2 separate regions of the Homo sapiens genome follow, and region 2 is linked to region 1. The links are chromatin loops, found by intact Hi-C in ENCODE. Cell type or tissue: sigmoid colon. All regions are shown on one strand. Links, peaks and the distances in the headings refer to the core of each region. The heading gives the core; the rest is flanking DNA.

Evidence for each region. A loop is a pair of places that touch in the nucleus more often than their neighbours do. Peaks named below come from ENCODE experiments on the same cell type or tissue, not always from the same donor. Only the 100,000 strongest peaks of a DNase experiment are listed, where the experiment ranks them.
Region 2: it touches region 1 in a loop (5-fold over the local background); 2 of 110 quality-filtered maps call a loop at or near these places.

What each region holds. Positions count from the first base shown.
Region 1 is chr2:47,766,840-47,769,743 of GRCh38, reverse strand. No RefSeq gene overlaps it. Among named protein-coding and RNA genes, the nearest start is that of MSH6, 15 kb to the left of the region's middle. In sigmoid colon, for the core only: CTCF peaks have their summits at 1,454 and 1,658 (motif pointing right); a DNase peak (open chromatin) is centred at 1,653.
Region 2 is chr2:48,419,317-48,422,220 of GRCh38, reverse strand. No RefSeq gene overlaps it. Among named protein-coding and RNA genes, the nearest start is that of PPP1R21, 20 kb to the left of the region's middle. In sigmoid colon, for the core only: CTCF peaks have their summits at 1,094 and 1,294 (motif pointing right); DNase peaks (open chromatin) are centred at 1,310 and 1,720; H3K27me3 peaks cover 227 bases.

The sequences.
Region 1 (2,904 bases), core at 177-2,676:
AGACAGGGTCTCACTTTGTCACCCAGTGGAATGCAGTGGTGCGATCTTGGCTCACTGCAACCTCTGCCTCCCAGTTTCAAGCAATTCTTCCTCAGCCTCCTGAGCAGCTGGAATTACAGGGACCCGTCACCATGCCGAACTAATTTTTGTATTTTTTGTAGAGATGGGTTTTTGCCATGTTGCCCAAAGCTGGTCTTGAACTCCTGAGCTTACGCAATCTGCCCACCTCGGCCTCCCAAAGTGCCAGGATTACGGGCATGAGCCACCGTGCCCGGCCCTGTGTGACGATTTATGTCCACCCCTGTCTCCTCAACAGCCCCAAGAAAACAGGGCCCATGTGGATCATGTTTGCCACTGGGCTCAGAACATGATGCCCCAAAGTATGGCACCTTGGAATGCAGGGTATTTTGAGCTTCAGGAGATTGAGAGGGCTGCAGAAGCAATAAGTTTTCTCTGAACTCCTGACTTCCTTTCTCCCATTCGCCTTTCTCTCCTAAAGTGGGTCAGAGAAACTAGAACTCCTCTTCCTGGAAACAAACCCTAAAAACTAGCAAGGTCACTCTCTGACCTCCTCCCTTCTCCCTTGAAGATCCTCCTGTGACAGGTGTCCTACCCCATACCTAGAGAGAAGGAATATCATACAGAGACACAAAAGAATTTGAACAAACAGGCCTAGCTGAGCTCCTCCTAATCTATTACTCTTAGGTCACACCCCCTTTTGTCCAATCACATTTCTATGTGACTGTTTTTGTGTGTGTGTGTGTTTTTTGAGACAGAGTCTCACTCTGTCGCCCAGGGTGGAGTGCAGTGGCGCGATCTCGGCTCACTGCAACCTCCACCTCCTGGATTCAAATGATTCTTCTGCCTCAGCTTCCCGGGTAGCTGGGACTACAGGCGCATGCCAACACACCAGGCTAATTTTCGTATTTTTAGTAGAGACAGGGTTTTGCTATGTTGTGCAGGCTGGTCTCAAACTCCTGACCTTGTGATCTGCCCACCTAGGCTTCCCAAAGTGCTGGGATTACAGGTGTGAGCCACCTCGCCTGGCCGTTTTTTCTTTCTTAATTGTATTAATTCACTTATTCACCTGTTTAGAAACAGGGTCCTGCTGCTTTGCCCAGGCTGGAGTACAGTAGCTGTTCACAGGCCTGATCACAGCGCTGGGCAGTCTGGAAGTCCTGGGGTCAAGCGATTCCCACCTCTTTCCCACTCCTTCCTGTGTGGCTGGGACTACAGGCACGTGCCACTGCGGCGGCTTGCCCTCAGTTTTGATTTGACTTCCCACACCCTGGAAGTGAGCAGAGGGGCCAGGAGGGTGGTGGGCAGCGAGAGGTTTGAGGAAGAGCAGATATCAGCCGTTTGCTCCTTCGGGCCTTGAAAATTCAGGGGTATGAGGATCTTGCAGATCAGCCGCCCCGGCAAGACAGTGGCTGACCCTTGGCAGGGAGCGGATCAGAGCCTCCAGTTAAGACAACTGGTTTGAAAAGTCTATCCCAGGTGGCTCTGAACTTGTCCTGTCCTCCCGGCTTCCTTCTCTACAGTCCCGGGGCGGACTTGTGCTCTTAGTAGAGGTCAGAACCAAGAACAGGTGTCCGCCTCAGAGGCCGGGTCCCCACTGCTTGGGCTGCGCTGGTTGCGGGTGCAGGGCGCCGTGTGGCCACCAGAGGGCACTCTTGACCAGGCGCCGGAACAAGCTCGCGCGACTGGGCTTTGCAGCCCCTCTTTCATCTTCCCACTGTCCCTGGGCTCCAGGGTCTGGCCCCTGGTCTTCCAGTTCAGTGGCCGGCACCCCCACACCCCTCGCCCTAATCCCAAAGGCAAGCACCACGCAAGGTCAGAGAAGGAGTATTGAAAAGAGACATGTACTTAAATTTGAATTTCAGATAAACAAATAGTATTTTTTTCCCTAGGCCACCATCTTTTGTGGAAAGGTATACTTTTTTTTAGCTTATGTCCAGCGCAATAGTTTTGCTAAATTTGGCGACCCTATTTTGGAATCAGACCTTTGCATTGGGATTCCAGCCTCACTTTTGACAAAAATTCTCTACTTGACCAAACTCTACTCAGGCACTTCTGAGCTCTTTTCCAGCTAGGCTTGACTTTTGGGTTTCTGTGTTATCTCTGCAACCTCAAACCCCTGGGCTCAAGGGATCCTCCCACCCCAGCCTCCCGAATAGCTAGGACTAATGCTCACATTACTACATCTAGCTAATTAAAAAAATATATTTTTTTTGGTAGAGATGGGAGTCTCACTATGTTGCCCAAGCTGGTTTTAAACTCCTGGCCTCAAATGATCCTTCTGCTTTGGCCATGGTGCCCGGCTTGCATCATCCAATTTTTACAAGAATCCTAAGTCAGTTGAGCAAGAATTCCCTACCTTTGATATCTGATCACTTTTTTTTTTTTTCAGACAGAGTTTCGCTTCTGTTGCCCAGGCTGGAGTGCAGTGGCATGATCTTGGCTCACTGCAACCTCCACCTCTGGGGCTCAAGCAATTCTGCCTCAGCCTCTGAAGTAGCTGGGTTTACAGGCGTGCGCCACCATTCCAGGCTAATTTTTGTATTTTTTTTTTTTTTTTTTTTAGTAGAGATGGAATTTCACCATGTTGGCCATGCTGGTCTGGAATTCCCAACCTTAGGTGATCCTCCTGCCTCAGCCTCCCAAAGTGCTGGGATTACAGGCACAAACCACCGCGCCCGGCCAATATCTGATCACTTTTATTTTTTTTGATATGGCATCTCCCTCTTTGCACACAGGCTGGAGTGCAATGGCGAGATCTCGGCTCACCGCAACCTCCGCCTGCCAGGTTCAAGTGATTCTCCTGCCTCAGCCTTCCGAGTAGCTGGGATTACAGGCACACGCCACCAGGCCCAGTTAATATTTTTGTATTTTTAGGAGAGACGG
Region 2 (2,904 bases), core at 203-2,702, 650 kb before region 1:
TAACGATAGCTGATGAGCTGATAAAGGAAAAATCACACCAAAAAATCTCATGATGTTTTAAGAAAGCTTACGAATTTGCGTTGTGCTGCATTCAAAGCCGTCCTGGGCTGCATGTGGCTCGCAGGCCACGGGTTGAACGAGCTTGATTTAGATGACTCCAAGGAATTATAAAATGTTCTTTTTTTTTTTTTTTTTTGAGACGGAGTCTTGCACTTTCGCCCAGGCTGGAGTGCAGTGGCCGGTCTCAGCTCACTGCAAGCTCCGCCTCCTTGGTCCTCGCCATTCTGCCTCAGCCTCCCAAGTAACTGGGACTACAGGCGCCCGCCACCACGCCCGGCTAATTTTTTGTATTTTTAGTAGAGGCGGGGTTTCACCGTGTTAGCCAGGATGGTCTCGATCTCTTGACCTCGTGATCCACCCCCGTCGGGCTCCCGAAGTGCTGGGATTACAGGCGTGAGCCACGGCGCCCAGCCTACATAATGTTTTTGATGAAATAAGGGCGTGTGGCTATGTAAGAACATGCCAGCCGGGTGCGGTGGTTCACGCCTGTAATCCCAGCGCTTTGGGAGGCCGAGGTGAGCAGATCACTTGAGGTCAGGAGCTCAAGACCAGCCTGGCCAACATGGAGAAATTCTGTCTCTACTAAAAATACAAAAATTAGCCGGGCATGCACCTGTAGTCCCAGCTACTTAGAAGACTGAGGCGGGAGAATCGCTTGAACCTGGGAGGCGGAGGTTGCAGTGAGTCGAAATCGCGCCACTGCACTGCAGCCTGGGGGACAAGAGTGAAACTCCATCTCAAAATAAAATAAAATAAAATAAAATCGGATACATAAAGCAAGAGTGACAAAAACTTGATATTCCAGAACTTGGGTGGTAGGTATGTGGGGATTTATAGTTCTTTTCACTGTTTTGTGTATATTTGAAAAATTTCAAAATAAAAAGAGAGGCTGCCTTAGGTAAACAAAGACAGTATATAATACCCACAGTGTCAAAGCAGAAAGTATATGGACGCTCTCAAAAGTTATTTCTCTTATCAGACCAACTCTCCCTGCTTTCTTCCTGCCTTGGCTGATGATTTACCTTTTATTAAAATTCTCACATTCCAATACCTTGATTACTAATGGTTATATTAATCACTTTTATTTCATATTTCAATCAACAGATCAACATTTATTATTAGCCATGAATATGTGCCGCTGAGAACGTCCGGAAACCTCCTCCTCCTCCCGTTCTCCGTTCCACCCAGAGGAGTCGCTCCCCAGAACGGTCCTTTCTGCCTGGTAGAACCTCGTATCACCACCAGGGGGCGTGCCATCACTGAATTTGCTCCGCGGCTGCTTCAGGAAAGATAAAATCAGCCCCGCAGTCTGAGTAACTGGTTACCAGGGTTTCGGCGCACCCAGGACCGGTGTTTGTCATTGTTTAGGCACGTCTCTGGTGACTTCATTCCACTATACCCAAGTCTTTTTGGGGAAACAATTACCCTATTTGAACAGAACAAGTAAGGCAAATTGGTAACTGGAAGATGACTAGGTGCTTCTACAGGATGTGTTGGGACATCCTGTCTTCCCCTGGGGCTTAGCTTTGGGTGTGGACCCTTCCTTCTCACTTGATGGTTGGGAAAGGATACCCCCCTCTCTGCAGGGGCACAGCCCCTTCTTTGTCCTGGATAGGCCTGGCTAGCAGAGCAGGAGTGAGCTGGCCCGTGTGGACAGGGGCGTCACTGGGGACAGACGAGGGGCCTCGACCTTCAGAAGCCTCTGTGGCAGGGAAGACCCCGAAGATGGCGGGACCGCTCTAAACTGCCAGGCGCTCTGCAGGCTCGGGCGCCCATTCTCTTGCACACCCCTGGGCCTCCCGTTCCCTCTGGCCATGCACTGAGTGCCTGCTGGGCTCCAGGCCACCTTCCTGCTCCGTGAGCCAGGGCTTTAGAGGACACAGGGCTTGAGCGGGAGGATGAGAGAGGGAGGGCTTCTCTCAATCGCAGATCTGATCCTGCCACTTCCCGCTCAAGAAAATCCTTTAGAGGGGGCAGCTTCGGATGGCTCCCTGTGGCCTCCAGTAAAAAGCAGAAGCCCTGTCATGGCCTAGGGGCCTGCACAATCAGCCCCTCCCTCCTCGGTGCCACTCTGCGCTGCCCGTGTTCACTGCCCTCCAGCCCGGGCGGCCTCTCGGTCCCCACTGCCCTGTGCTCACCGAGATGCTGTTGGCTCTGCCTGAAGAGTTCCTCTCCTGGACCCCTCCGTGCTCCCAGCCAAAGGCCTCCCCTCAGGCATTCTTCCTGCATCCTGAGCTTTTCCTTGGAAGCTTCTGCCACAACCATAACCCCATGCTTCCGACTCCCCCACTAGACTCTGAGCAACACAGAAACAACAGCATTTCCATAAAACCTTTTGAAAAACTGAAAATACTCTACGCATCCATCACGACCTCAAGCAGTGAACCAGGTAGCTGAGGCTTTGCTTTCCAAGAAGACTCCAAGGAAAGTGGCACAAAGAGAAAGAAAGTATTTGGGAATGAGAACCCTTCCTGAAGCCTTGGCATCACACCACGGTCAGCAGTCTTCTTTCCCTGTGTGTAAAGCTGACCCTAGCCAGGGATCAAGGGAGATCAGAGCTTATGAAAGGCAGGAGTAACGGCTGAGCAGAGAAGTGGCAGGAGCATGATAGTCATAACCAGACTGCTCAGAGCATAGAGTCCAGAAGCACCCCTTTTGCCTCCCTCTATGATATCTCCCAGTCCCTCCCTGCTCTAGGCCTTCCTAGCAGAGCTATCACCAAAGGGGGCCTCTGGAGGAGAAAAGGAATCAATGTGAAAAATTAAATTCTGGCTACTGTTCCTCTATACATTCATATGTTCATTTAATAGACCAATGGGGTGGTGCATGTGCCAGGCACTGGGA